Regions from separate parts of the Homo sapiens genome. Here region 1 is linked to region 2. Evidence: chromatin loops called from intact Hi-C (ENCODE). Cell type or tissue: OCI-LY7. All regions are shown on one strand. Each heading gives the region's core, and the rest is flanking DNA. Links, peaks and the distances in the headings are about the cores only.

What was found. Peaks named below come from ENCODE experiments on the same cell type or tissue, not always from the same donor. Only the 100,000 strongest peaks of a DNase experiment are listed, where the experiment ranks them.
Region 1: it touches region 2 in a loop (6-fold over the local background); 5 of 110 quality-filtered maps call a loop at or near these places.

What each region holds. Positions count from the first base shown.
Region 1 is chr6:357,856-373,604 of GRCh38, forward strand. No RefSeq gene overlaps it. Among named protein-coding and RNA genes, the nearest start is that of IRF4, 26 kb to the right of the region's middle. RefSeq lists a silencer at 3,238-3,430 and enhancers at 3,286-3,785, 14,681-14,930. In OCI-LY7, for the core only: a CTCF peak has its summit at 8,095; DNase peaks (open chromatin) are centred at 3,796, 7,196, 8,226, 8,630 and 2 weaker places; H3K4me3 peaks cover 3,511 bases; H3K27ac peaks cover 5,925 bases.
Region 2 is chr6:208,533-224,281 of GRCh38, forward strand. No RefSeq gene overlaps it. Among named protein-coding and RNA genes, the nearest start is that of LINC03066, 11 kb to the left of the region's middle. RefSeq lists enhancers at 679-728, 7,195-7,354, 8,427-8,666, 9,537-9,586, 10,407-10,456 and 2 more. In OCI-LY7, for the core only: CTCF peaks have their summits at 8,724 (motif pointing right), 8,937 and 9,690; DNase peaks (open chromatin) are centred at 7,239, 8,719, 9,929, 10,659 and 2 weaker places; H3K4me3 peaks cover 2,362 bases; H3K27ac peaks cover 3,146 bases.

The sequences.
Region 1 (15,749 bases), core at 3,549-11,548, 150 kb after region 2:
TGAAGACACTGAACTCTAGTCTGACAGCCAGGAGGCAGCCAGGTCAGGACTGGAATGCAAGCAGCCTGACCCCAGTCACAGGCAAGGTGCGCCTACAGTCACCCCAGTGCCTTTGAGGGGGAATCACGAGAGGAGGGTGAAACCCACGCAGTGCCAGCAATCACGTGCCACTGTGTTGAAGTTCTTCCCTGAGGATGGGCGTGCATTCGATTAGAGGCCTTGTAGAGTGTGGGAAGGTAGGGAGTGGCAGAGATTCACTTCTTGCTTCTTGCAACCAAAGGGTTGCAGCAGGACAACCACGCACGCCTCTGCCCGGACCTTTCTGCCTTAGCCTGCAGTAACTGGCTGGGCACTGGGTGTCCTGGGCCCTGGGTTGCCCCCCGCAGGAATATAGAGTTGCCTGTGTGTGCAGTGGTGGGTGCTTTCTGTTCTCGATGCTCCATCTCTGTGAAAGATGAGCTCTGCATGTCCCACAAGGTATCTTCAGAAGCACAGAGATTTGCTGTGCTTGTCCAAGAAAGCACCCTATGTGTTCAGAGTGGCCGAGACGGGACCTCTCCCACAGCCTGGCACCAGGTCCTGGCAGGAAGCAGCCCAGTCTGAAGAACTCAGACAAAGAGAGGCTCATCAAGACCAGGCAAGAGAAGCAGCAGTGGGTGTCAGAGCAACCAGACTGGCAGGAGCTCCCTCCAACCCCTGAGGCTGAGGGGCAGGGCTGGGCAATGGTAGCACCTGAGCCCATTAGGACCTGGACCCTGGAGGGAGCCGGCAGGCCCTGGGCAAGGCAGGCTTTAAGAAGTGCAGCGAGGAAGAGTCTGTGTGGGGTGGCCTGGGTGGTGGGCACGGAGCCGGGTGGTTGCCTTTCACACAGGCAGCCCTGGCCCTCAGCCATGGGTGGGGCTGGCACCTCAGTGATTGGATGGAGGAAGTGCTACCAGCTTCTGAGAAGCATCTGAGTGTCAACAAGCTGACACTAAAAGGGGGTCTGAGTGGGGAGTCTCTGCTCTCCTACACAATGTGCTCCAGAAATGTGCTATTCGGAGCTTTGCCTGTGACCCCCTGCTTCGGAAGCATTCCTGCCCATGTGCCCCACTGATCTCTGCTTTTCCTGGCAGCCTGTCTGGAGAACCGACCCCTCCCAGGGAAGGTCATCTGTGTTATGGGCGTGGGAGCATCTGCTATGAACTGTGTCCTCGTAAGAGACCCCCATGAAGAGGGGGTGGCCTCATCTGCGGCCCCATTGGCCGCTGTGCCCACAGCCCACAGTGAGAGCAAGGTTGGCACCACACAGATTGCCATGAGGGAAAGGAATATTTAATCTGGGCAGCCTCTGTTCGGAGGAGGTGGGGAGAGAAGGCAGTCACTCTGGAATATTCCATGAACAGAGTGGAGCCTCGAAGCCTGGAGCGCAGGCAGGGAGGTGCACCGGGCGGAGAGGCCCACAGGGGCTGCTCGGTGGGGGGGGGTACCCTGGGCGAGGAGGGGGGTCTGGGAAGAGGGGTGAGGGCACCGGGGCATGAATGGCCTGCAGGTAAAGGCCCAGAACTGGCATGGCCTTGGCATCACACTTGCAAACGCTGAGGACCTATCCTGGGGAGACCAGAGACTAGAAGGCAAGAAGGGCTGGTTTCCAGGTGCCTGCCCAGGAAGCTCCTGTGCTGTGGGCTGTGGGCGGCTGTGGAAGGCCCTGGGGCTTGATTTAGGCCTGGGGATGCTGGGCTGGCGGCTGCGAGGGAAGAGCAGTCAGGAGCAGGAACCACTGCCTGGACTGGACGCCTCAGGGACCTCTCCATGGAAGAATTGAACAAATGAGGTGACAATGTGGGGGCCATCGCCATCATCTCCTTGTGACTGGCTGCGGTGGCTTGGGTTCTCCAGAAGCAGAAGCAGCATTAGGGGTGCAGACGGCACACTGGGGGGTTTACACCTGTGACAAGAGGAGGAGGCCGCTGGGTCCTCCAACTACAGCTCGGTCCCACCTCCTCTCCACCAGCCCCATGGGCGCTGCCAGCAGGGACTGCCCTTCTGAGGAGCCAGGGTTGGGGAAGGGTGCAGAGATGCCCGGCCCTGTGCCCCAACCTCACCTGGGTGTGACCAGAGTAGCACGTACCTCCAGAAGAGGCTGGAGCTCAGGGGCACCCACCATGCTCCCAAACTACCTCTACAAAAACGAACAAAAAACTGCAGTGCACCTCTGTTGAGCGATATGATCTGATTGAAATATTTGTCACGCAGCACGCCCTCTTTCTGTGCCAAGAATCGCCACGTGCATGTCCCTTTTTTACTGTAATATTTATTTTATTTTCTTGGTTTTTTTTAACTGGTATGATAAATATAAAATTCAATAAAAGAAAAGCTTTACTGCATGCGTTTTTTCTATCCCTTATTTTATCCCATGGTTATTAATGATTGTCATATAGAAGGGTGTCATTAATCGGATTTCCCTGACACCTGACACACTTGCCAACTGGTTCCATTTCATTTTTTCTACAGAAACAGAAGTGAAAAGGTCTTGAAAATTATCTGACTTTTCACAGCTTCTTTCATTCTTTCTAGTCCTTTCTTCAAAGATAACTGAAGGTGACTGGTGATTGTTGAGGACTCTGGATGAGAAAGCTGCTTTGTTTTTCCTGAGTGTGTTCTGTGGGTATCCCTCCCGCTAAGAGACTCAGCGTAGGAAAGTCTGCGTCTCACAGGAGGCCGATAGAGGCGGAAGCTTCCCTGTTTCTCTTTGTCAAAGAAACCCCTTTAGGGTGTCTTTAAATTACCATTTCCCCAAGTGCATTTCAGAGTCAGATTTATAATAACATAATAATTTATGTAGATACAGCTTGTTAAGACTACTTCTACTGCCAAAAAAAAATTAAAAAATCACAGAACACCTCTATTTGATTATGTGATCTAATTTAAATATTTGTGAATGTTTGATGAGGCCCAGTCATGCAAATGCCTCTTACTGTACTGAGAATCACCATGTACAGTTTCTCTAAGGTGGGGCTCCCGCCTTCCTGCCAGGAGACCTTAAGCTTCTTGAGAGCAGGGCCTGGGGCTTTTCTGCCACTTAGAAGGGACTGGTACGCAGTAGGTGCTGGGTCACCTTCCACGCGGACCCTCGGACCCTTGTCAAATCACTGGGCATGTCTCTGCTCCTCCCTCCCTTTGCCTGTTGTCAGAGCCTCACTGTGGCCTTGCTTGTTTCAGGAAGTTGCTGCACCCCGCGAGCCAGCAAGGACAGCTGCGGGGGCCCCAGCTCATCCCTCAGAGCTGCGGATACAAAGTCTGTGTATCCTTCACAGAAAGAGCGCAGTCTTGGAGCTGCGTGTGCACCTCGCTGTTACTAGCATGCTGGCCGAGTGCCTGGCTGAGCGGTCTGCCTGGGAGCAAAACTCCTGCTCCCCGAGTCCTCACTCACCCCACCTTTAGAAATACGCTCAGCCCTTCCTTGCCCTTCGCATGCTGTGGAATAGGCAGGGCCAGCTTTAGTCCACCTGGAGCTTCGTAAGCTTCTCCGTGTGTTGACATCATTTGTTTCTGGGACTTTCTGTTAAAAAGAAAGTTTTAGGAATTGAGTGTTAGCCTCTTAAGCTTTCTTTTTTGCTTCCTTAAGCTTAAAAAAATCATCCTGTCACGTTCATTCCCTTTTTCTGCATTGAAATCAGATCATCAAAATTACTGTTGGCCCCACTGTGCCTCCAGCTGTGTGCGTACCCCCACCCAGCTGATGCCACGTACCCACCTGAGAGGGTGGGGGCTGCACTTGGAGGCGAGGGAAGCCTGGTGTCAAGCTCATTTGTCTCCACCTGCGTGAACTGCTCCTGCAGCTCCAGCCTCTAGCTTCGTCCACCTTCTGGTTTGGGTTTTTAAACTATTGTCTCTTTCTGAGCCTATCATTGACCTGATTCTTGTCACCTTTCACTCAGATCCATGCACTTACTATCTGATAGCCTTGTTCTATTTCCTAGATTTTTTCTTCCACTGCCTTTCTCTCAATGTACGCTCATTTCTTGGAAGAGTTTGATGTTGACTGTTTGCTGTGAAACTAGCTCTGAACAAAGTTCACTGTGGCAATTGAAACAGTTGTTTAAAGCAACTTTTCTTTGAAAGATGCACAGCTTCTGATACCGGCCTCCCGCACTGCTATAAAATGCCCAGGTTAACACTGAACAACGTGAGCCACTGGACTGACCACCACGTCCCCGCTGCGGACTCCCGGCCTAGACTTCACAGTGCCTTTGTGAACGCTTCAGGGCCACACGTGGCATTCAGGTTTCCAAATCTGTTTTAGTTTGCAACATCTTTTATGTAGTTTCTTAGGGAAAAAAAAAAAGATTCTCTAGATTTTCTGTCCAATAGTTTCTTTCTGAGATTACAAAAAAAAAAATGTATTGTTCCTTCATCTATGTCAGAATCCAGAAAACTACTTTTATTTGGCCAATTCTAGAACGCTTTCAAAATGTTTTCCGCTACAGAGCACTTTCACAAAAATTAACTCTTTTTCGCAACAAACCTATAAAATAACTAGCGCACATTTAGCTCTGAGCAGCGGAGGCTCATCTAGCACTGCGGCCTGACTCTGGGTCCAAGGCTCTTTGCCCTAGACCGCATTGGAACCCAGGGTCAAGGAGCTCTTCAAGTAAGCAAAACAAAGTCCTTTCAGAATAACTTAGAAGCAAAGGTCGAGATAGCCTAAGCAGATGACATAATTAATTTGAAATGGATTTGTTTATAAGTTAATAAAAAAAGACGACAAGTGGAGGGGACCACAGTTACCTAATCCACAAGACAGTGTTGTCACCACACAATACAGTCATGCAGGAAAATGGTTTTCCGTGAGGGTGTGCCTTGAGGCTATAGGACTTGGAAGTCATCTTTGAGGCTCGTAGTAGGCATGAACTGGCGGTGTGTGGGATCCCACTGAGGAAGTCTGGACACACAGCTGGGCGCCATCTTGATGAGATGGCAGTGAGTAGACATGGATTTGTCCAGGAGAGACATTGCGGAAGAGGCAAAGACAATTCCAAAGTCTCCCAAATTCTTGGAAGATTCAAGAAAGACAAAGCTACCAAAAAGAAACAAGAGGCCCCCAGAAGCTTCCTGGGAGGGCAGATGAGGCTAGTGGCCCAAGCACTGAGCAAGCAGGGAGGAGGAAATTTGACCTGGGTGACTGCCTGGGAGCAGGCGCAGATGCTCCAACAGAAGGGCGTGCTCTGGGGAGCACTTGAGGTGGACAGAGGGCGCCGCTTCATCCATAGTTGGACAGACCAAGCACTGAATTATGTATTCTAAGAAATGCAATTCTGAACCAGTGACTGCTATTCAGTCTAATACAAATCATCAAACACAAATGAATATACTTCTAAGGCGGTACAGCCAATGTCCTCTTGCCCCAGAGGTAAGAATCGTTTTGCCCCAAAACTTTTACAAAAAAAAAAGAAAAGCTTGCAAGTCCTTGGAAAAGAATGATCTTCAAAAGAAAAATTTCAATCGGAAAAGAAGCAATGGGGCGATTAAAAAGTGGCTGTGACAACCACCCGTTTAAAGAGACAGTGATTCAGTGGAATGGTGGGCGTCCTCCTGACTTTCTGAGCCAGACTGAACTGACTCGGCACACCACCACCACCCTCTTCGACGTCTACCAGCTTCAGACTCAAAGGTTAGGAAGCAGAAAACCCACCGCCCTCTTCGACGTCTACCAGCTTCAGACTCAAAGGTTAGGAAGCAGAAAACCATGACATTCTTCGGAAGTAAAAAACAACTTGAGATTTGGGAAATTCGCCTGACTGGCATCACTTGGGTGGTGAAGATTTTCTTTTGTCCCAGATGTATACTTTTTGATCTGATAATAGCACTAGACAAATGTTCACGTGTGGAAAGAAAACTTCTCAAAACGACCTCTGAAGCTTATATTTATTTATCTATTTGCCAAAAGGAAGCAGGCGAGATTTAAGGTAAAAACAAACAAACTGTGGCTTCTGCAGCGACATCACCTTTTGCTTATTTGCGTATTTTATGAGACCCTTGTTCTTAGTGTGGTTGTTGCCCAAATCTCACTCAAGGAGACCTCACCGTAAAATCCCCGACGTGCATTTCACAGAATAGACACTGCTGTCCTGTGACGCTTCAGAGCCTGCTGGTCAACAAAAACCAGAGAGAACGTTCTACACGCCGTTTTCTAGGAAACGAGTGGGATCTGATCAGGTGGATCCTGACCTCGCGCTTGGCATGATTTGTGACTTTGGTGGCTCTCCCTGCAGTGTTGTCAAACGCTGCTGGGTGCGTCCCCTGCCTCACTGGCCCTTCTGCTCAGGCTCAGTGCAGCCTCTCCCGTCCACAGTTTCCCAGTCCTTAGAGTAGGGGCAGGATTTCTCAGAGTTTTCTCTTCTGTAACATACCAGATGGAGAGTCATTAAAAGATAGAAGTGTCTTTTTGATGTGTGGCCTTTGGGAGAAATTAGAATCATGAAAACTATTTCCGCTCTTCATTGTCGCTGCGACAACATGTCTCGAAAATGATAGAATTTTCTGTTATCACCTTTCTTTATCCAAAACTTTGCCAGATTGGCGTCCCAGGATAATTTATCCCAAAACCCCAGTTTCTACGCATTTCTCGTGGTGCTTGGCTCCACAGAGCTACAGATTCCTGAAACGGCACAGGTTGCCTCCTGACTCAGGGCTGAGTGTTACAGCCACGTTCATATTTAGAACATGGCAGGAAAGGCCTCCAGTAGTGGACAGACACCCATCTCGTGGCTCTCAGACAGGTCATGAACCCCCTGAAAATCTCTAGGTCTCTAAAAGAGTGGATATTTTTTACAGTAAATTAACAGCAGCTGAATTCTCCAAGAAGACATGGGTTACCCCATTTACACTAAGAGTCCTCAGAATGTCTTTGAATAGCAACAGCAGCTGTTCTGTAATGCAAACCAAAGGACAGAGAAACTTTTTTTTTTTTTTTTTTTTTTTTTTTTTTACTATGGTAGAGTTTTGAGTGGGCAATGGGGAATTCTGGGCGTCTGAGTGGTTTCAAGCCTTTTTCCTCTTTAAATAGCAGGTCACACTGGGCATGTTTCATTGCTGATACCAATTGTTTTATATCCTAACAGGCAACACAGACTGCCTTACAAGACACACCCGTGCTGACCCCCGGCCCCACCCCTGGCCGTGTTGAACTTGGGTGACCATGCATACACATTATTTTCCACAGAAAGATACACACCAGAGCTCATTAGACAGCCCATTGGGTTGCATCAGGTGCTAACAGACACTGCAGCTGTCTGACCAGCAAAAATATTGTGGGCTTGCCGTAACGGTCATTTGGCTAGCTAGAATGTGGGGAATCTGATCTCTCTGTTTTTAGGAGATTATTTCCCATAGTTAAAGGAAGTCACTGGGATTGGTTTTAACTCCTATTTTGATTTTCTTCTCCTACAAAACACCATCCTCTCCTAATTTTTTTCATGCTTTTTGAAAACAGCTTTATTGAGGTAAGATTCACATACCATAAAATTCACCTGAGGTCGGGAGTTCGAGACCAGCCTGACCAACATGGAGAAACCCCATCTCTACTAAAAATACAAAATTAGCTGGGTGTGGTGGCATGCATCTGTAGTCCCAGCCACTCGGGAGGCTGAGGCAGAAGAATTGCTTGAACCCGGGAGGCAGAGTTTGCAGTGAGCCGAGATCAAGCCATCGCACTCCAGCCTGGGTGACAAGAGCAAAACTCCACCTCAAAAAAAAAAAAAAAAAAAAAAATTCACTCGCCTACAGTGTACAAGGATTTTTAGTAAACCTACTGCAGTGTGCAGCCATCTCCATCATCTGGTTTCAGAATATTTTCATTGCCCCAGTAAGATCCCGCTGCCTATATGCAGTGAATACAGTGAATTCCCATTCCCACTCCCCATATTGACAACCACCAATCTGCTTTTTGTCTCTATCAGTTTGCCTTCTTAGGACATTTCATATAAAAAGAATCACGCCATCCTTCATGTCTGGCTTTCTTCACCCGGCATAAAGTTTTTGAGCTTCTGCCCCCTGGGGCACGTCTGGGTGGATCTTTCCTTTTGATTGAACAGCCCGGTTTCTTTTTTATTGGAGTGCAGGACTGATCACTAGTGAGTTGGTTCTCACAGTGGTTCTCCACCGGGGCTGACTGCCCCCTGGGGACATTTGTCTGGAGACATTTTTGGCTGTCACACCTGGTGTGGGGGCTTCTCCTGACATCAAGAAGATAGGGGAAGGTGCTAAGCCCCCTACAAAGCACAGGGCAGCCTCCAGAGCTGGGAATTACCCGGCCCAAGTATCACGAGAGCCAAGGTGGAGGATCTTGTGTTAGACTTCACTGAATTTTCACTTACCACCTGGGTACCTGTCTAGAACCAAGTGGTGCTCGATGTAAACCTCCTTCCCTTTGAGAGTGCTGCATGCTACTGTACTGGAGTTTTTGTTTAGTTTTTACATATATTTGAAATACAAACTCTTTTGTGGAATTGATGACTTTTCTTACCATTTGGGTAAATTCTGGAATCTCCTAAAATATTATTGGTAGTATGCACTGTCCACGAGAGGAAGATGAGGAGAAAAAGAGTACAGCTCTCGTCTCCTCGTTGAGACACCACACGACCTGGTTTTAGCAACAGAAAAATAGCAAGTGGTTTGGCTGACGCAGGCTAAGATCCCATGAAGCCGCAGAAACGGGGGAAGCTTATAGTAAAGTCATCTAATAAAGTAAATCTAAGTTTATTCAGCAACAAGTTGCATTTCATTTGTTTTTGTGGTGTGAGGACCAGCGTTCCACATTCTCGTTATATTTTGCTAGTGCTGCTCCAGAATTTTGAATCTACTGTTATTCTTAATATGAAGGAATGAAGTTCACAGTGGGGTAGAGGTTAAAAGGAAACAGATCTAAAGAAACAAAACTGAAGAAGTTCTTATCATCCAGCATTTGGCACAGCATAAAATCCCTTTAGGAGCGAGAAGAAATCAGCCTGAATTAACATACTTTGTTTTATCTGAGACCAGGGACTCGCTGACTGCTTACTTCTTTTTCTCTGGGGTGGCTGAGATGCCAAGACATGAAATTCTATCTCTCAGTTCTTTGGAGCTCTGTGTGTTGGTGAATTAGAAACAAAGCACTCTGTTTGGAGCTTAATAACGTAAGAGGAGACTGCTGTGATGCGAGTCGGTAAACTGTAGTTGGCAGAGGGTACCTTTGGGGATTTGACAAATAAATGATGGCGGCATTTCAGCTGCTCAGGCAATCTCCTCTCCTGACCCCTCTTTTGCTCCAGTGGGCAAGTCTGCCTCGGCCCTGCGAGGAGGACATGGGGAGGCCATGGGACGCACTCCGGGGGCTCTGCTGCAGCCTTGGGTCCCTCCTCAACCCTCTTCTTTGTTTTGACACCAAGAATAACAGCACCAGAAATATATGGTGAGAGTAAACTGAGGGCAAAGCACACACAGAATGCATGCATGCATATGTGTGCACATGCACATACACACATGTACACACGACACATGCATCTACACGTGTGCATATGCACACACATACACAATACATGCAGATACACATATAGCATGTGCACATATGCACAGATACATTCACACATCCACATGTCTGAATGCTTGCATACACATACTATGTGTGTACACACACAATAACATGCATACACATATAGCATGTGCACACACAATACACGCATACCCACATGTGTGCATACACGTGCAGACAGACATACACGATGCATGCATACACATATACGACGTGCACATGTGTACATATACACAATGCATGCATACAGACATACACACACATACGATTCATGCACATACACATACAAAGTGTATGCACACTCATACAGGACTCACATACACACACACACATTCTTCAGCATTGTTGCAGGCACTTGGACACATTCTGTATTCATCACTGCCAGATCAATATTGTGTCCTGTGTTACAGAGGAGGAAGCTGATGCCAAAAGAGGTTAAATAATTTGCTCCGAGCCACATAGCAGGTAAGTAATAGAGCCTGGGTCGAAACCACGTTCTCTCCAAATCTGAACTGCAAAGAGAGAAGCAGCACAAAGGAAGTGTTGCCTTTAAAAAGATGTGCCTCCACACGCGGGTGTTCCAGCCCAGTCACCCCAGCACCACTGAGCACCATTCACCTCAACGAGGGCATGGAATTCTACCCGAATGTGAGGCACAGTAGTGTGATAATAGACTTAATCTCTCTCTCTCTTCCCCCCCGCGCCCCCAGAAAGAAGGAGATGTAAGAGAAGCCCCCTGCCCCCCAGCACGTGTTTCTCTAAACCATTCCAGGAATAAGTAGTTTGCTTTCCGGCTGTGGGAGGTGGTGGCGATGGGAGGGGTTCTGAATTCTCTGCGCACATCTCCTCTCTCCAGAGTCAGTGAGAGGATGAAGCTCTGAGAATCCCAGGGAGGAGAGTGGTTAGTGGTTGCTGTTACAGTCCCCTCAGGAGTGTGTCTGTTCTTCCCTGAAGGTGACATTCTGTCCCCCAGAAATGTTTGCGGCTGATGGAGGCCTGTGGACTCTCCAGGAGCAGGAAGCTCCCAGCTCTGTGAGAAGCTGTTACCTGTGAGAACTTGACGCCCCAGCTCTGCTCCCTGAACCCACAGGCTCCCTGGGCATAGCTGGGCTCACAGCCCCCAGGACTTCCCTTCTCTTTGTTTCTGTGATCGCGTTCTCATCCTTGGGTCTTTGGAGACATTTTATTTTGTAAATTCGAGGATTTCAACTGCTATTATTATAATTATTTTTTTTTAGGTGAAGTCTCGCTCTATTGCCAGGCTGGAGTGCTGTCGTGCGATCTCTGCTCACTGCAAGCTCCGACTCCCTGGCCCAAGCGATTCTCCTGCCTCAGCCTCCCGAGTAGCTGGGATTACAGGCAGGCACCACCACACCCACCTAACATTTGTATTTTTAGTAGAGAGGGGGTTTCACCATGTTGGCCAGGATGGTCTCGATCTCCTGACCTCGTGATCCACCTGCCTCAACCTCCCAAAGTGCTGGGATTACAGGCGTGAGGCACTGCGCCCGGCCATTACTATTATTTTTTAAATGGGGACTCTGGCACTCAGGAAATGTTTATCCCAACTTTGGAGACATACTATGACCTAGTGCGCAGCCAGGGAAAAGTGACATCAGCCCTAAAAACAGTGAAATTCCTCAGGCCACTCAGCCCTTGCCAGACGCTGGCTTCCTGCACGGCCGAGTGACTGGACTGCGAATCCATTCCACGCTTATTGACCACCTTCTCTACCAATGAACGCAAAGCATTTCATTTCTTCTTAATTTCAACAAATTTTAATGGACAAAAATTGTATATGTTTATGGCGTACAATATATTTTGAAAATACGTAAACATTGTAGAATAAGTACAAAGCATCCATTGTACAATTCAGTGAATATAATTAATAACAATGTATTGTATGCTTGCAAATTACTAAAATAGTGGACTTTAAGTACTCTCACCACTAAAATATAAGAATGTGTGGCAATGCATATGTTAATTAGCTTGATTTAACCATTGCATGAAGCATTTTGATGAGTTTTTTAACCCTCATCCTATTGTCCTTAGAAAGAAGAGGTGCTTTTCACGACTTCTGAAAGGAAAGGAGATATGTCTCATTTTTACTCCAGAGGTCAGGATGGCCACTAGAAGAAGGCAGCAGCTGCTGCCTCCTTCTCCCTGCCTGCCCACTCGCCAAGGATTTTTCAAGCCTCATGTCCTTCAGCATCAGGCTGAAGCTGCGAGTTCCATCCTCAGACTGCTGGGAAACTTGCTTAGGGTCACAGAGTTAGAAATGGCCTTGCCAGGTCGCAAACAGAGACCTGGTCCTGAAGCTGTCTGTGTGGTCCTGCCTGGCAGACCCCAGGTTTTCTGTGGCTTGCTGCCCTGTGAGGGCCCATGGAAGCCCTCCCCGGAGGGGCTGGTGGAGAGAGTTCTGAATTCCTGGGCTCTGGGATGTGAAGGGAGCGGACTGCAGGTGAGGGGCTGTCAGATTCCAAAATGCTGCCTGCATAAATGTTATTGAATGAGTGATTCATTCTGGGAGTGTGGGGTTTCGGTGACTCTGAGTCCCTGTCCTCCAAACATTTACACACTGCACCTCCATGTGGGCAGGGAGCATAGGTGCCCACCTCCCATTCCCTGAGATAGGGTTGATAGCACTGGCTAAGACCTTAGGGTGAAACACACGCCGGCATGGGGTGCAGCGTTGAGGACTGAAGACGGAAATCCATATTCAAATAGCCATTCTGAGGGTTTCTCTTGCAGAGGTGATTTCTGCTCAGATCTGGTCGGCACTTCATGGGTTTGGCCTGGACAGGCAGCCGACCAAACCTGTGCTGGGCTGGGGCCCAGCTCACCATTTTTTGGCTGGCTCTTTATTGTATTATATTTCTTTCAGTTTTGTTGCTGAAAGTTCTTTTGGGGGTTTTCTGCTTAAAACCAGAACCTGCAAATCCATGTAAGGGGGCTCCCTACAGTGGGCTGTGGCAGTGGCCGGGGAGGTTCCCTGCACACACTGCTGTGACTTCTGCTAATATGAGCACTACTAGCTGGCACTCTAGGCTTCAGCTCATTTCTAATATTCTAGATGCAAACACGTACAGACGGATGTTCTGACATATTATTTTGGAGACCCTTCTCGTGCTCTGCCTGCCCCGATGTAGGCTCTGAGGGGACCCTGGAGCCACCTTACCCTGCTGTACCCCAGAGCAGTGCTTGGCACAGGGTGGGCACTCTGCATATGCCTTTAGAGGGAGCAAGGCCGTTTGGGTTGAAATCACCTTCTCATGAACCCAAGGCTGACACAGTGGCAGGGAATAAGTACATGCGGAGTCACAGACTCATGGTTGGCTGTGCATCCGAGCCTGTCCTCTCCATGCTGGAGTTCCCAACAGGCCAGAAGGGCCTCAGAGGGGTGGCCCAGACCCCCTGGCACACTGCACCCATCGAGTGTGAACAACTTCGCTGTAGATTAACAAGTGTTATGGAGGGGGGCCAGGATCCGGTTTGGGGGTCCTCAGATATGCAAAGAGCTCACTGAAGAAAGAACTTTGATTATAGCTTCCCAAATGGGAGTTAATGACAAAGATACGGAGAAGTAGTAATAACAATAGTTACATGAGCAGTGCAGTAGCAGCGGCAGTAATAGTAGTGGTAGTAGCAGCAGTTGCAGTAGCTGTGGCAGGAGGAGTAGCAGCAGCAGCAGTTGCCGTAGCTGTGGCAGGAGGAGTAGCAGCAGCAGCAGTTGCCGTAGCTGTGGCAGGAGGAGTAGCAGCAGCAGCAGTTGCCGTAGCTGTGGCAGGAGGAGTAGCAGCAGCAGCAGTTGCCGTAGCTGTGGCAGGAGGAGTAGCAGCAGCAGCAGTTGCAGTAGCTGTGGCAGGAGTAGCAGCAGCAGCAGTTGCAGTAGCTGTGGCAGGAGGAGTAGCAGCATCAGCAGTTGCAGTAGCTGTGGCAGGAGGAGTAGCAGCATCAGCAGTTGCAGTAGCTGTGGCAGGAGGAGTAGCAGCATCAGCAGTTGCAGTAGCTGTGGCAGGAGTAGCAGCAGCAGCAGTTGCAGTAGCTGTGGCAGGAGTAGCAGCAGCAGCAGTTGCAGTAGCTGTGGCAGGAGTAGCAGCAGCAGCAGTTGCAGTAGCTGTGGCAGGAGGAGTAGCAGCATCAGCAGTTGCAGTAGCTGTGGCAGGAGGAGTAGCAGCATCAGCAGTTGCAGTAGCTGTGGCAGGAGGAGTAGCAGCAGTTGCAGTAGCTGTGGCAGGAGTAGCAGCAGCAGCTGTTGCAGTAGCTGTGGCAGGAGGAGTAGCAGCAGCAGCAGTTGCCGTAGCTGTGGCAGGAGGATTAGCAGCATCAGCAGTTGCAGTAGCTGTGGCAGGAGTAGCAGCATCAGTAGTTGCAGTAGCTGTGGCAGGAGGAGTAGCAGCAGCAGCAGTTGCAGTAGCTGTGGCAGGAGGAGTAGCAGCATCAGCAGTTGCAGTAGCTGTGGCAGGAGGAGTAGCAGCATCAGCAGTTGCAGTAGCTGTGGCAGGAGTAGCAGCATCAGTAGTTGCAGTAGCTGTGGCAGGAGGAGTAGCAGCAGCAGCAGTTGCAGTAGCTGTGGCAGGAGGAGTAGCAGCAGTTGCAGTAGCTGTGGCAGGAGGAGTAGCAGCAGTTGCAATAGCTGTGGCAGGAGGAGTAGCAGCATCAGCAGTTGCAGTAGCTGTGGCAGGAGGAGTAGCAGCATCAGCAGTTGCAGTAGCTGTGGCAGGAGGAGTAGCAGCATCAGCAGTTGCAGCAGCTGTGGCAGGAGTAGCAGCATCGGCAGTTGCAGCAGCTGTGGCAGGAGGAGTAGCAGCATCGGCAGTTGCAGCAGCTGTGGCAGGAGGAGTAGCAGCATCGGCAGTTGCAGCAGCTGTGGCAGGAGGAGTAGCAGCATCGGCAGTTGCAGCAGCTGTGGCAGGAGGAGTAGCAGCATCGGCAGTTGCAGTAGCTGTGGCAGGAGTAGCAGCATCGGCAGTTGCAGTAGCTGTGGCAGGAGTAGCAGCAGCGGCACTTGCAGCAGCTGTGGCAGGAGTAGCAGCAGCAGCAGTTGCAGTGCAGGAGTAGCAGCAGCTTAGGTAGCAGTCGCAGTGCAACAGCCGCAGCAGCATCAGAGCCTCGGCAGCCGCAGCAGCAGTAGTAGTAATAATAGTAACAGTAGCAGCCACCGTTTTTTGAGCACCTCCTATGTGGCAGACACTGTAGCAGGTATTAGTTCATTTAATACTAGCAGGAGCCCTGTTGAACACTCTTCATGGCTTCCTTTCCCCCATGGCGTCTGAGCCCCCTTCACTGGCCTCACAGGATCCCCTGGCCACGGCGCCTGCCCGCTGCTCAGCCCTCCTCTGGCCACATGCCCCACCGGCACGCAGCCTGCATCCTCCTTTCACTTCCTCAAAGGCGCCATGCCCTCTCCCCTCTGCACTTTCCACCCCGACCCCACTGGCCTGTCTCCCTCCCCTCCATGGACCTCAGGTTAAGTCATGCCTGGTGAAAGCTCCTGGAGCTCAGACATGCTGGTTCCCCGGTACTGTCATTGCGGCTCAGTCCTTTATCTCCCCGTCCAGAAAAGACGGATGTGCTGGAGAAAGGACAGGGCCCATGGAGGGCCACCAGTGCCACCTGAGGTAGTGCCCAAGGCAAGAGCTGGAGCAAGCTGAGAAAAAAAGATGTAGTATTACGTTCTAACCCACAGAGCAAAATAAACACCCACAAGCCCAGACTGATACAGAAAATGCAAACCCCTCTAGAGGAGCGCATTCATCGGCCTTGCCCACCGCTCACTGCTGTGCCCCTCCAGGCCCTCGCAGGGAACATGGCACATTGCAGGTGCTTCATAAAGGACAATGGAGTGAAGGTGGTGGATGTGTGCCCGGCGAGGGTGGCGGCTGGAAGGTCTGCTGGTGCCTGAGGGAAGGGCAGTCAGTATCAGAGTTGGAACTCTGCAGCTGGCTTTAAACTTTGCTTTTTTATGACTGCCTCCCAAAGGTGAGGAAAACTCAATTGGCTTCCTTGTTCTCACATCCCAAAGACAGTCAGGAGCCAGGACTGGCAGCATTTTACAGCTCTGTTAAGAGGTTGACCTGTCCTGGAAAGTGTAAAGGACTGTTCTTTACAGTTTATGATGCCACATTTCATGAATCTGAGAATCCATGCCACAAATGGCCTCGCTTTACCAATGCAAAAGGGCAAATCAAGGGGTTCT
Region 2 (15,749 bases), core at 4,076-12,075:
AAAAAAACTTCCCAGCTGTGTCTCAGACAGGCCCTGTGGTCTGAGCTCCCATCCTTGACAAATGAGATTACTGAATGCGTGTTTAGCAGTTCCAAACGCTATTCATGATCCGACGTGACCCTCTAGTCTCTCAGACAGAGCGCAGCCCTGTTGCACAGGTGTGGAAATGGAAGCAAACAGGGAAGGTAACTTGCTGAAGGTCACACAAGCAGGACCTCGAACCATGGCCCCTAACACCGATCGGGCACTTCTTCCCCTGTTCTGTTTCTCCTCTCTGGGACCTAAAATCCCTAAAAATTCCCTAAAAGTGGAGGTGTGCTGGAAGAGTCACAGATGGCTCTGTTTTGTTTATCAGGAAATTGAGCAAGGTGCCTAACGGAAACCAAAAGGGCACCGGGGCACGTACACATGCCCTGACTTTGTTTCTCTCTTTGGCTGGTGTAACTGCTGCTACATGGACAGCGGAGCACACTGATGACTTCACAAGACTGATGCTGAGCGCCCCTCCTTGCGGCAGATCCTGCACCTCCTTCTTCTCCACACTCACTTGCAGGCATAGGTTGCTGCCTGGCTGGTTCCATGTCACCGGGTCTCTACCCTGAGCCCGTTGCAACACAGTCAGGGCTCCCAGGGTAAACTATGCTGGGAGTCCCCTAGGAAGAAGAAAGGGGAAGGGCTGAATTCTAAAGAAAGCCCAAGACCTCTTCATGAAGCACCTCTCTTTCTCTGCTTTAGAGATTGCCCCAGGGCTGCTGGGGCCGAGCACCAGCTCCCCATCAAGGCCCTGGAGAGGCGCTGGCAGCTTTCTGTCTTCTCTGCAGACCTTTGGTTCCTCCTGCCCCTCGTCCTTGGCAGAAGGAGCCTCAGTTTCCCAGTCTGTAAGGTGCCAATAATCATAAGCTACCTCAATGGTGTTTTCCTTTGAATTTTGAGAATTTTGAGAATGGAAACTTGACTATCTTCATCTCTCTTCCTATACCCCCCATTGACACGTGAATCAGCGTTTCTCAGAATACTGCAGGTTTGGAGTGTGTGTGGCGGAGGAGGGCGGAGCAGCGTGGAAGGTGGAGAGGTGGGCGGTGTCGGGGATATCAGCAGGGCAGTGGGCATTGGAGGGGTGCCCTTGGCCTCAGCCACAGGGCCGTTCCAGAGCCCTGCGTGGGCGAGGCCAGGGCGGCGCGTGATGGTGCCCTCCGAGAAGCACTGGGACCAGCAGGAAAGGCTGCCTGCCGGTGCGCAGGAAAAGGGAAGAGAGCCGGGGAATTGCTTTTTGACCCGTAAGGGAGCGTTTCTTGGTGGATGGGGAAATCAAAAAATTGACTACGGTGTAGTCAGCTACATCGTGTACCAATTTTCAAATACCGGTGAGATCAGTAAAAAGAGAAAGGGAAGGAGATCACAGATAGCATGAAACCAAGCCATCAATAATGAAAGTACCACTGGTTACTGAGCAGCGTCTGCTTCTAACTGACTTTGCTGGGGGAGGGGCGGGACAGGTACAAGCAAAAACAGCAACGACAGCGCAGCAGTTGCTTCATGTGAGTAATAATTGAATGGTACGAGGCTCTTCCACATTCATGTATTGAAGGCCCAAGTGCGGCCAAGGTCTCCCTGGTTCCTGAGGTTTGTTTCATGCTGGGTTCCTTATACTCCAGATGTCGGGAGGGACCCTCAGGGGCCGAGGTGCCCACACCTGTGCTCCCTGCATGACAGACTTCCTGGGGTCTTGGCTCCCAGTCTGTCCTCATCCTCTACACACACCCAAATGTGGAAGTCACCCCCAGCTTGAGTGAATCCCACACCCTCAGACCATTGGCCATGATATTACGTGTGTTGCAAAATATCAAGGATTCAGCTGAGAGGCTCTCGCAGTGGACGGCTCAGAGGCCGAGTCACACACTGCCCAGGCTTTCCCTGGGGGGCCCTGGCCCGGGGGCCCCCTGCCTTAAGATGCCCTTCCTCTCCTCCCTCAGTCTCCCACTGTCTTCAACTCGGGCCCTCACTCTGCTTATCATAGACCCCAAAATGCCTCTGCTCAAACAAATGGCTTGACCTGTTAGCGATATAGAAAAGTGAGCGGATCCTTTGAACATGTTCGTTTCTCCTTTTCTCCACCCACCCTGCGCCGTTTCCCATTTCTCTAAGTGCCTGGAATGTGTGGAGAGTCTCCTGATGATATGATGCCAGCTGTGCCCAGCTCCCTGGAACACAACATAGGGAATTAACCAGTGTGTTCCTCTTTCCTCCGTTAGTGAAAATGAGTACTATTTAATAATGCAGTGACACAGGATTTGTTGCTGTTGCAGCACTTGCATGGCCATGCTCACCTTCACACCACGCGGAGGCCAAAGGCATTGTTCCCTCAGCTGCGGCCCTCTCCCCTCAGCAGCCCTGGCCATTCCACCATGGTGTAGTCCTCCTGCCCTTCTCCATCCTTCTGAATCCCATTCTGCCAGCTCCAGGGCTGCACGCCCTCTGGAATGACCACCCGCAGCTAGCCCAAGCTGCTCCTGCTGTTTATTTTCTTTGCACTTTGTTTAATTATTTCCCACATCTTGGTCCTCTCTCCTTGATTTCAGATGGATTGCTGAAGACAGAGTGTATTTGTGGCTCCGCTCAGGCTGTACACAGACAGGGGCACTCAGCATCCGTGGGTCGTATTTCATTCTAGGGCCAGGAGCGCGGGCTACTGCGTCAGTGGGAAAGACGTGGAGATGAGTTCATATTTACCTATTTCATGGTGAAATCTGCAAGGTCCCTAAGGCAATGGCTTTCTTGAATGGTGACAGCAACTGATGAGTCTGAAAAATCTTTGTGTCTCACTTAGGATTTTTGCACAGCTGGTTTCATAATTCAGTTATTTTGATACAAAAGCGTTCTGCTCTAATTAGTAAAAAAAGACCAGGCGATAGTGTTTGCCTCTTGTTAGGTGGCTGCCCCATCCATGCCTTTCATTTCTGGAGTAGGTGCCCAGGAAATGTTTACTGAGTTGCACCAGTGAATGAACTCATGATGCCGGGATTAGAAGGGGAAGCCCTTGGAGCCTCCTTCTGCCCCAGTTCTCAGCGTCCCTGGTGTTCAGTAAGTATTAGCTGGTCAGTGGAGTGCTGTGAATCTTTCCTCCTCTGGTCTGTTGTTCAGGTGATGGGAGTTTTGCAGACTACAGTGGGGTGCGGGGGGGTTCAGGAATCGGGTGCAGGGGCAGTTATTGTTTCCAGCTGGGTGAACTCCCCGTGGAGAATAGTCAGGGAAACCCTCGCCAGACAGTCTAGCAGATCGAAAGGCTCTTAGCTCTTCAGGAACCCTGTTAGTGGGCAGGGGGCTGGGGGGCAGCACTCCAACAGGAGGGTCCTGTGCTGCCTCTCCTGCATGGCAGTGCCGCTGCTTTACCCCTAAACACTTCTGCACATACTTCCCAAACAAGGACATTCTCCTGCATAACTAACTCCAATACCATTTCACACCAGAGGGCTTTGTGTGCGGCTGTTTTTGGCACAGGAGTCCATCTTCGTGCCAAGCTACATGCCCCTCCCCATTCGGGCAGCTCTAGGCAGGCAGCACTCATTGTCTGTGTGGCTGGACAGAGAGCTGGGACTCCCTAAATCTCTGGGTTCCCAAGAGACAGACCTTCAATGCTCTGAGCACCAATGATGTGGCTGGTTTCCCAGTGAGCTACAGTTTTCTGCCTTCCAAAAAACAGTGATTTAAAGAATGGGTGAATAAGATAATGTAAAATGGTGCAGCCACTGTGGTGAAGAGTATGGCAGTTCCTCAAAAAAGGAAACAGAATGACTGTAGGGTCCAGCAGTTCCACTTCTGGGCATCACACAAAGAATGGGAAGCACAGTCTCAGAGAGATACTTGCACTCCTGTCTTCACGGCAGCTCTGTTCACAATAGCCGAGAGGCGGAAGCAGCCGAGCACCCACCAACAGACGAATGGATCAACATTACGTGGTCTGTGCACACAACGGCCATCATTCAGCCTTCAGGATGGGGACATCCTTACACGTCGATGAACCTGGAGGACATTTGCTCAGTGAAATAAACCAGTCACCAAAGAGCAAACACTGTATCATTTCTATATGAGGTTCCTAGAGGACTCAAATCCAGAGAGACAGAAAGAAAACTGAAGATTTCCAGGGGCTGGGTGGATTGGGGAGTGGGGAGTCGGTACTTCATGGGGACAGAGTTTCAGTGTGGGAAGAGGAAAACATTCCAGAGATGGATGGTGGCGATGGCTACACAATCAGGTGAATGTAATTAATGCCACCGAATTGATAAAAATGGTTAAAATGGTAAATTTTATGTCGTGTATTTTACCACAATTTTTTTTTTGAGACAGTTTCACTCTTGTTGCCCAGGCTGGAGTGCAATGGCGCGATCTTGGCTCACTGCAACCTCTGCCTCCCAGGTTCAAGTGATTCTCCTGCCTCAGCCTCCCAGGTAGGTAGCTGGGATTACAGGCGCCTGCTACCACGCTTGGCTAATTTTTTGTATTTTTAGTAGAGATGGGGTTTCACCATGTTGGCCAAGCTGATCTTGAACTCCTGACCTCGGGTGATCCACCCACCTTGGCCTCCCAAAGTGCTGAGATTACAGGCTTGAGCCATCGCATCCAGCCCCACAATTTTCTCAAAAGAACAATATGTGTGGAGAGGATTGCAAATTCATTTAATAATGACACTTAATGTTTTCATAGTATGTTTCCCCTAAAAATCTCAAGTGTTTCATCTCATGTCACCCACCAATCTCTGCTTGAACTAAGCTATCTACAAACATGAGAAGCAGCTTCCTATGGGGAAAAGAATATAAGAAAAAAATTGTGTCTCTGTCATGTCGTACCCACATTACTTAGCCTCTCTGAGCTTGTGTCTTCACAGAGAATATGGCATCTTATGCTCAGGCATCAGATGAGCAAAGCCCTCTCTCACTCCCGTCCTGCACACGCCTTGCACACACTTCCACACAGGCATCAGATGAGCAAAGCCCTCTCTCACTCCCGTCCTGCACACACCTTGCACACACTTCCTACTTGTCAGAGTCTTTTTAGTTTTCTCACACATTATTTCAGAGTAACTTAGCAATAATAGCACTTACAGGCCAATTATATTTGTTTCTTCTGGATTCACTTTATTCTGACCAAGTAGACTGTCATAAACAGATATAGACAGAAGACAGGGAAATACTGGGTAGAAGCGGGCGGTTCCCTGGCAAAGGCCCCAGCCTCAAACCTGGAAACCTGCAGCCTTACACGAGAATGAGCATTCTCGTTTTCATGCCCAAAAGTTGCCTTCTGGCCCACCATGGCCCCCATCCTGTACCCATATAAACCCCAACCCACAAGTTCCACTAGCAGTCAAGGAGATGAACTGAAGAGCAGAAGATCAGCAGAATGGCTCAGCAGAAAGAAGACAAGGGGCATCTGAATGTCGAGGGGTGTTCGACTGGGGATAGTAAGAGAGGAGATCAGCCGATGATGGCCAAATTCCAGGGTAAGATAATCTTCCCACTCCCTCCTCCTTCCAGCTCCCCATCCATCCCAGTGAAAGCCGCCTCTACCACCCAATAAAATCCCTGCATTCATCCTTCAAGTCCGTGTGTGACCTGATTCTTCCTGGACATGGGACAAGGACCTGGGTATTAAGGGGGCACTGAGCTGGTTAACACTTAAGCCGTCTGTGGATGGCAAAGCTAAAAGAGTGCACTGTAACACACGCCCACTTGGGCTTCAGGAGCCTCAGGCACACACTCCTGGATGCTTCCATGGGACTGGAGCCCAGGGGTGTTCACCCCAGCTCTTGCACCAGCCCATCTGCGTGCTCCCCCTCCCATAAGGCTTTTGAGCAGGTGCCGCATGAACAGACAAGCCACACCGCTTTTGCTTGTCCTGCAAGGGGTCTCAGGGAACTCTCCTGTTTCAACATCATCTAGCAAAATAAGTCAAATCAACAGGTTTCCTCCAGAGTCCTCATGGAAGTCCTCAGTGGCAGAGCAGCCCACGTGCAAGTGCCTCAGATGCACCGGCCTCTTGGCCATCCTCATTGTCCTCAGCTCACCTGTGCTGAGGGGGACTCTGGGGAGAGAGGTGGAGAGGGACTCAGTCTTGAGGAAGGTTGGCTAGGGGCCAAGAAGGGAGAAGGTGAATAGGAAGGTCCATGGAAGGACTGGGCAGTGGGACTCATGGAGTAGTGAGGGTTGACATCCTCTTTTCACACTGCAATCCTCGCATGATGCCCTCCAGCCTGAAGAGGTGCATTAATCATGCGGACTTAATTTGAGCTGTGCCGAAGGAACAAAGGGAAAGGTGAGGAACAAGGCCTACTGGGCACCATGGCAATATGGGGGAAGGCTGGCAGCCAGGGCCAGGACACGGGATAGGAACTGCCAGAAGACATGCGAAGACCCACTGCAGGCCTAGGGATGGGGTCTCAGGTGGACTGATTCACCTCTGTGGCCCCAACATCTCTTAAAGTGCTCAGGAGAGAGATCCAAACCATCTTCAATAATTTTAAGTCCTCAAGCCACCTCCAAACACATACACCAGTAGCAACGTGGCCTTGGGAAAAGGACCCCACTGGTCCAAGTGTCAGTTTGCTCACCTGCAAAACGGGAATGAAGATAGTATCTCCCTCCTGGGTGATGCTGTGAGGACTAAATGAGATTATGTTTCAAAGAGTTAAACGCAGCACGGACACTCAGGAAGGTCTCACTGAATAAAGGTCAGTTTTTATGAAGCCACGGGTGATGGTCAAGACTCATGGTATGCGCTGCCGGAGAAGATGAACAATTAGTCAAATTAGGAAAACAACTGATTGGCCAAACAAGGGGACACAGGTCAGCCCAGGCAGTTATTTAAATTATGTAGATCAGAAAGAAGCCTGGCTGTTCGCTTGACTTCTCAGTTTTTTAGTCTGCAGTGGCAGGTTTGGCAGACCACTGGTCTCGGGAGATTGTTGTAGCATCAGGAAGAGCATGCAGTGTCCCCTCTGCCAAGACCAATCTTGGCCAACAGTGGGAATAAGAAGTGATGACCAGTGCCTGGTTTACTGGCGGGCTGCCATGAAAGAAGGATCCTCCCAGCAATCATTGCAATTCCCCAAAGTGCAAACTTGGTCAAGTAGCCAGAAGGTGTGAAAGGCACCTTTGCTTGCCAGCCTGTGGCAGCCAGCTTAGATCTCACTATGAGCTTCTGCTGTGGCACAGGCTGGCAGGCTGCTCCTGTACTGACTCAAGGAACCATGACGACCTTCTGACTCACCGGCACCTCTTCCTGCTGCTTCTCTGTACAACGAGTCCCCCTCCCCAAGAGCTAACCCATGATAAAGATCACAACCAACAGTTGTTAAACGTGTACTAGGTGTCAGGCAACTACTAGGTGCCAAGGTGTTATTTCATCATCACGAGAGCCCTGTGAAGTGTGTGCACTTATTATACCCTCGCTCTGCAGGAGGAGCCCGGAGTGCCACTGGGTAAATGGCCCGAGACCACAGTTTCTAGGTAGCAGCTAACGTGCAAACCCAAACTTGTGGCTCCCAAGTCCCCATTCTTAACAGCTGGACAATGGAGAATGAACAGCTCTCAGCCCACATAATGTAGTGTTAGGATCAATATCGTAGTTAATAGATTAAATAAGGGCCCATCTGGTATGATTTGAAAGGCAGCTAATGTCTGTTTATTTAAAACAAACAAGCAACAACTACTAAAATACAGTCCATATTTTCTGAAACTCCTGTATAGCTCATTTCTTTTCTTTTTTTTTGAGACAGAGTCTCGCTCTTGTCGCCCAGGCTGGAGTGCAGTGGCGTGATCTTGGCTCACTGCAACCTCTGCCTCCGGGGTTGAAGCGATTCTCCTGCCTCAGCCTTGCAAGTAGCTGGGATTAGAGGTGCCCGCCACCATGCCCGACTAATTTTGTATTTTTAGTAGAGACGGGGTTTCACCATGTTGACCAGGCTGGTCTTGAACTCCTGACCTCAGGTGATCTGCCTGTCTCGGCCTCCCAAAGTGTTGGGATTATAGTCATAAGCCACCACGCCCAGCCAGCTCATTTCTTTAGATTAAGATCTGAAGACTCTATGCAAATGTTACCTGCTAGGGAAGGAAACTGTGCTTATTAAATATGTTCTACTGCTGGGGAACTGTGCTGGGCCTCCCTGGTCATTCTGAAGCACGTAAAAGTCTGAGAGCCACTGCCCTGGGGGCGTCTTCATGCTGCCGGCTTCAACTACCTTGTATGGATGCCCCAGAAGTCTCTGTTCTGTTTCCTGAGCTCTACATTTTAAAATACTTTCAGACATGCTATATGCTTAAATGTATATTTTATATAGATATATATTACATATATATTTATATATTTTTGGTACTTTTTTTCCCTGAGATAGACTCATTATCCGCGTAGTTTGACAATGTCTTCGCCTAGCTATTCCTCTGGCTCTTGGCAAAACCTGAAAATCAAACTTGTCTTGTCTTATCCTAACCAGGCCGTCTTCTGACTTCTCTGTTTTAGTCCGTGTCTGCACCATTTTCTCCAACACCCAAACTGGAAAACTCCCGTCATCTGGGGTTCTCCCTTCAGCTGTGCTCTCCATGTCCAGGTAGTTGTTGAATGATGTAGATCCTGTCTTTGGAAGGTCCCTTGGTTCCACCCTGTGGTTTCATCCTTGTTCGAGCTCTGCTACCAGCAACCATCCTTCCCATCCCTCCCACCACCACCAGGGGGCTCGGCCAATGGCCTGTGCTGATGGCGCCTGCCTGGGCGCCAGCCTCCCTCCACCTACATGCCCTTCACCGCTCTGGTCACGCCCTTCCCCTGAACAGGTAGGGCTCATCCACAGAATGCCTCTAACCTACCCCACGTCTTCTCCCAGCCACGTGGGCCAGATGCTGTTTCCCAGGCAAGCCTGAGTCTTCCTGTCCTCACCGCAGCCCATGAAGTTCTCTCCTTCCTTTCCACATAAACACCCTTCATTTGTCCTCTTCAGGACCTCCCAGAGGCTCACATTCACCAGAGCCTTGGCCAGTTACTCTTAAACAGCTCTGTGCCAGGTCTAAGAGCAGGCTTGGGGACGGGGCACCTGAGCCTGAACCTGAACCCTCCACTTAGGAGCTGGGTGGTTACAGAGACGTCAGCTCTGAAAGAGGGTTGGGCTGCACTGAGGGGAGGATCTGGAATGGTGGGAATCAGGCTGACATGGATCCAGATGAACATGTATTTGAAATTTGGCACTGCCCATGGCTAGCTGCATGGCCATGGTCAAAGTCACCAGGCTGTAATTTGATTTTCTCATCTGCAAAAAGTGGGAGCGATAATGGCTCTCTTGGAGGACGGTTGTGAGGGTTGGAATGAAATGTCGAGCGTGTGGTGCAGACGCCTCCACAGCGGCAGTGCTCCCCAGGCTCTGAAGCATGGAACCCACGGGCTGTGCTTACCTCGTCAGTCCCTCGGACCCCCTGAATGTGTTTGCAGACATTTGCCATGCTTTCTCTGGGTTCAAGATTGTGTTCTCCAAGACTAAGTTGTGAGTTCCCTGCCACAGGGACTGTTTCTAACTTATCTTTGTAGAGCCTAGTGCACTGCCCAGCACACACAAACAGCTCAGGAGATGTTGGATGTAGTTAAATTCAAGGAGAAAAGAGGCACCCCAGGCAGGTGTGAAGCGTGGGAGGGGTGCCTTTGGAGGCCCTGCTGGGGAGGCCCCGGGGACAGCCAGGGGGCAGACTGAGAACAGCCAGGCCTGAGGGACCAGACCAGCTGGTGATCGGGGGTTTTTAGAATTTGCCAACCTCTTGACTGGCCTGGTTGGGCTAGATGCTGAGAGGCTGTGAGCTTCCCTGTGGTGGGGGTCCTGAGGCAGCAGGGCCTGCAGCCAGCCCGCTGGAGTTCAAATTCAGGCCCCGCCCCTCGCTAGCTCCCTAGGCCTGGGCTTACTTACCCATGCAGCTAAGTGAGGGTGACGTGACTCGCTCCACTGAGCCTTGGAGATGACGCCGTCTCTGTTCATTGCCTGCCGTGAAGCTTCTCGTCTTGGAAGGTCATGACTGAGAGGTTTCAGGGGAAATGTTTGAAGGGCAGGATTAGCCTAATCTTGAATCCCTTAGGAACTCCACCATATTACATTACCTCTTTGGTTACAGGAAACCCCCCTCAGGGCCCCTGTCCTCCCAAGGGCTATTAATGCAGATACCAACTACTGGAAGTGATATGCTCCAGAGGAGGCTGGTGACCACCTGCATTCAGGTCCCTGTGGACTGGAGGGACAGCAAGAGGTCACGGCTGGGCCGTGCTACTCAGAGTCCCGCACAAGCCAAGTCATCCCACAGCCACCGTGTTGTTGCCCAAGTGAACACCTGAAGGGAGCCTCAGCCGGGGCTTGTCCGACTCCAAAATCCATCCTCTGTCCCCGAGGCCAGGCTGACTCAAAGATGGAGGGGACCTCGTTGTCTCAGTTCTCAGGAAGCTCGAAGGCTAATCTGTTTTCGCAGAAGAAATGAACTCACCAATTGACATGATCAGAAGGAAGAATGACCCAAAATTCAAATCTAAAAAGCCCCAAATTCCTTACTAATAGACTGCCTCTCACCAGCTTCTATTAAGTGAGAAAACATCTTTTCCCCCCACTGTTTTTTCTCCCTTCTGAAAAGAGGAACAGAGCAAAGACCTGAAAAAAAATCTCTCCACATAGCTGTTGCCCAGCCACCTGTACTTTGGAGAAAGAGCAGAAATGGGTACGAAAGGCTCCTGCTGTCTAATTAAGGCTGGAATTCACATCACAGAAGCAGAGCTGGAGCCAAGGGAGCTGTGCAGGGACTTCTAGATCCCACCATGCACAGTAGGTGTGTGGGCTCCCAGGCAGGGGCACCGGATCTCCTGAGGGAAAGGGCCCCTCCAGCACCAGCTTGCATGCTGGAGGGAGGAGCTGCAAAGGGCCTGGAGAGGCCACGGCTTCTCCTTGGCAGGGTGGGCCCAAAATTTGGTACTGATCTGTTGGCTTCAGATATAGTTAATGTGTGACATCAACACTTAGCATTGAAGGGGCTTAATATCCCCACCGTAGCACCCAGTTATATCCCAGCAGGTTTAATCTGCAAGAAATGACCAGACTGGAAGAAACAGGGCAGCCCATCATAGAACACCAGCGCTGGAGGCACCTTGGAGAGGTAGTTGGTCCTACCCACCTCATTTTGCAGGTGGAGACTGAGCCCCAGAGACGTGAAGCAACATGCCTAGGGTCACACAGCAACAGCACACAGTAGGACCAGGCCAAATTCTCTTGCTCCATCACTTTGGGAACAGTGCAGCACAGCACCAGCAGGAAGTGAGGAGCTCCTGTGTGGACCCCGAGCAGCCCTGCAGATATGGTTATCTCCAGAGTCACGGCCCTCACAACCCTCTCCCCAGCTTCTGAGTCTGTCCCTTCTTAGCCTGGAGTAGTGAGATGGATGCACCGGCATCTTTGACAGCCACGGTTGTTCCGATTCATGTCCCCCCGCCTGCACCCCCGCTCGCTTCCCGCTTCCCGCTTCTGTCCTGCCCACACAGAATGGGGAACTGGAGCCGGGGCCAGGGGCTGAGCCGCTGTGTGAGCCCGAGTGATGAGTCAGCGTTCATTGAGCAAACGGAGAGAGGCAGAATGAATGAGTAAATGGTCTGTATTTTCTTTGCTACAATTTAATGTCCTAATATATAAAAGTGTGTGAGATTTTAAAAATATGAACACCAGAAAAAATTATCTCACATATCTGCACTTCTCTAATCATATATAATCTTTTCATGAATTTGGGTTGCATTTTATATCCTTAAATATTATATTGTACATTGATTCATATAGGTCCTGTATTTTTGTTACAGTTATTCCTAAGTATTTTCCCCAATTTTTTTAAATATTTCAAACTCACAAAAAAGATAAAAGAATAGTACAAAGAACCGCTGTTTGACCTTCACTGTAGATTGATGAATTATTAACATTGGCCGTATTTGCACTCTCTCTGCCCCTCTCTCTTTGTTTTAGAAACCACTTGAAAGTAAGTTGCACAGGCCATATTTAAAAATTTCTGGATGTTTCCTAACAACAAGGACATTCTCCTACAAAACCACAATATTATAATCACACCCAGGAACTTTAACGTAAGTTTTAAAATATAGTTTAAAACGGCTTTAATATATAGTTTAAAATAGTTTTAAATATAGTTTGATTCAGAGCAGAATGTGTTGAAGTTTAAAATACAGTTTGATTCAGAGCAGAATGTGTTGAGAGAAACTGAATGCACGTAGCTCAGTTCCAGTTGCTGAAGAAATTCAGCCTTCCCCTTCTCTAGCCTGCTTGACTTGAATCAGCAGTCTTGAGTTTGCATTATTGCAAGTCCTAGGCTCTGCCGTCCCCCAGCCCCTCACCTCGGTGCTCTGCAAATGCTGAATTTCTACGCTGTAGGCACCTAGACCCTTAAGAAACAAGCCCAAGCCAAGCTACCTGCTTTCTCGTCTCTGAGGCCAGCCTCTGGCCTCCCCAGGCAATGTCATGACATTAGACTAACTTTGGAGAAGTCTGGGAACTGAAGGGAAGCGAGACAATTCTTGTCACTCTGAAAAATATATATAGCTTATTATATTTCACGGAAGCCTTTTGTTTTGAACTCAAACGCAAAGCAGACAGTGGTGCAGGCATATTTTACACATGAGTGCTGTGCACGGATCTGCTCTATCTCCCCTCCCCGTGTGCCATTTCTAACTTCATGGGTGCGAGTCATGCTCCTTGTTTCCTGTAAGTGACCCCACGAGCTCCACTTAGCTCGTTGTGTGAAACTACAGCTGAGCAGTAAGGAGAGGAGGAGTGATACCACAAGAAGAGAAAAAGCAGCTTGCCCAGACGGCTGACCATGAAAATGGCCACGAACATGAAACAAGGACCGTTCATTAAGAAAAAGAGACTAGCAACTTTAAAAAAATTAAACAAAGTTGCCAAAGACATGAAGAAGTCATATGTCGCCACCTCTAGATTACTGCTATTCAAAGATTACTCCTGTCTGTGAACTTCCATAAAAAGACAGCCATGGTGAATTCAGAAACCACAATACCCTGCCTTTAAGAATTGGGGTGCTCAAATGGGATTAAGGTGCATTTGAGAGTGGACCCTGCAGTCAACAGAGAGCTTTGATGTTTGTGGTATCAAAGTCCTCAATTTCAGTTATTTAAATGCAAAGAGTGGCATCTGGGGAGAGAACACAGTTTCTGATAAGAAACCTATTGGTTTTTTTCCGAAACTGGTAAAATTGTAAAGGGTTTGTAATTCCCAGAGCCGAAAGAGGTATATTCTACGAAAGGAAGTGAAGTTTGTGGTTCTGTATTTATAAGATGACTAACAATAACAAGAAAAAATGAATGGACTGCACATGCACTTTGACAATGCGAAACTTCTATTCTGGCTTGTTAATAATTGTTTTTCTTTGTCTCAAAAGAAAAAAATGCAAGTGAGATAAAAGAAAAACTTCAGCCAAATTAAATGAAAGGGACTTTAATTGATCAATGAACGATTCATGAATCAGCCAGCCTTCTGAGCCAGAGTAGGCTCAGAGACTCCAGCGCAGCCACATGGAGGAAGATTTATGGATAGAAAAAGGAAAGTGACGTATAGAAAATGGAAGTGAGGTGCAGAAACAGCTGGATGGGGTACAGCTCGGCGTTTGTGGTATTTGAACATCGTTTGCGTTATTTGAACATGATTCAAACAGTTGGCTGCGTTTTATTGGCCCAAACTGAGTGATTGGCGCAAGAGCAGTATACAGTTCATTTACACCTCCGCTTGTTATAGTTCATGATATACCGAAAAACCTTCAGGCTAAACTTAAAATATGTAAGGAGGCAGCTTAGTCTAAACCTGATTTAACAACTGTAAAGATGGACGGTTGGAATCAGCACAAACTACTGCAAAGTATATTTTATAATGGCCAGAAAGAAAGCATTCCATTTTTCAGTAGAGAATCAAAGTTTTAAGAGCTTTTAAACCTAATGGATCTGTGGAGAGTAAAAATCTAGGTAGCTGCATTATCACAATGATTAAATGGACATTGGCTGCAGGAAGAGTGTGTTTGTGAGATTCTCTTTGCGCGTGTGAACAATCAATATCTTTTTCCTTTTGCTGACAGTGGAAAATATCATAATGATACATCCAATTACATACTTTTCTATCTCTTACTCTTTAATGTATTTGCCTGAAATCACATGTTTGGCTTTCCACATCCGCATGTGGGTCTGGGAGTAGAAATTCTGAGACGGCTTCACATAAGGAGGCTTCTTCCCTCCCACCCTCTCACGGACAAATCAATCAAATATCTGCAGCTTGACAACTTTAGCTCTAAAAGGGGGCACTTTTTTATCTTGTACCTTTTCTTATAAATTTTGGGATATAATTTATTTTTGGTAAAAAAAAAACTTCAGAAAGTGGTTTAGTTGAAAGCACCTTAGGCTTTCTTATTAAGAATTAAGCTGCCCATGCTATTCATACTTGTAGTTTAATTCCTCACTTATTGTTGTAATTGCAATTGGATTTTGCAACAACAGCAACAAAAGCCTCCCTGGCAAGTTCCTGGTGATTCTGGGGAAGAGGGCTTGAGCCTGAGCTGCTCTAACCTCTCCTTCAGTCCTCAGCTCCCTGCGGTCTCTCTATAGAGATATGAGACACCCCATTCCCAGTACAAGCCACTTTTCCAGCTTCACACACACGCCCTCTTGGATATGCTCCCTGTGACGGGCAACCGTTCTACTGGAAGTAATTCTGAAAAAAGCCTCTGAACCCATGAGGCCCACGTGGGGCTTACCTGGCATTCAACTGTGTTCTCCTACATGTCACCATGTCCTGTCTCCACGACTCATGTTTGATCCTCGCGGGGGCATCAGAGCTTCCTCAGCACCTAGCAAGGCCATCTGTATATGCAGTGGTGATCCCCATTTCAATGTAAATTACGACCACTCTCCACCACTGCTACCCAGGATGTTTCCCAGACTCCTTAGGTGTGTGAGGTGCAGAATCAACCAACTGGAAAGAAACACTCTTAGCCACTTTAATACTCCTCCTCCCTCTTTCTAAATTTCCTAAACCAGTTGAAAATGGGCACCTTTTCTGAGAAGCACAAGCTGTCTCTTGCCCCTTTTACAAATGTCAGTCATGTGTTGCTTAAGGACAAGGATACCTTCTGAGAAATGGGTCCTCAGGCAATTTGCTGTTGTGTGAGCATCGCAGAGTGAACTTCCACACACCCGCGTGCTATGAGCTGCTTTACACCTGGCGATATGAGACAGCCTGTCGTGCCAGGCTGAGACCTGCATGTCACTGCGCTGAGTGCTGTCGGCAATTATGACACAGTGGCGTGTGTGTATCTAAACAGAGAAAAGGTGCCGTGAAAGAACAATACGAAAGATGAACAACAGTACCTGTGCAAGGCACTTACCATGAGTGGAGCTTGCAGGACTGGCAGCTGCTCTTGTGAGTCAGTGGGTGAGTCGGGAGTGAATGTGAAGACCTAGGACATCACTATGACTACTGCAGACTTTATAAACACTGCACACGTAGGCCACACTCTCTCTCTCTACATATAAAGTATATATATGTGTGTGTGTATATATATATAATTGTGCTAAGACGTTGAGGTGGCTACAATGTCATCACATGATAGGAATTTTTCAGCTCCCTTATACTCTTACAGGACAACCATAGTATACGCTGTCTGTGGTTGGAAATGTTGTTGTGTGGCACA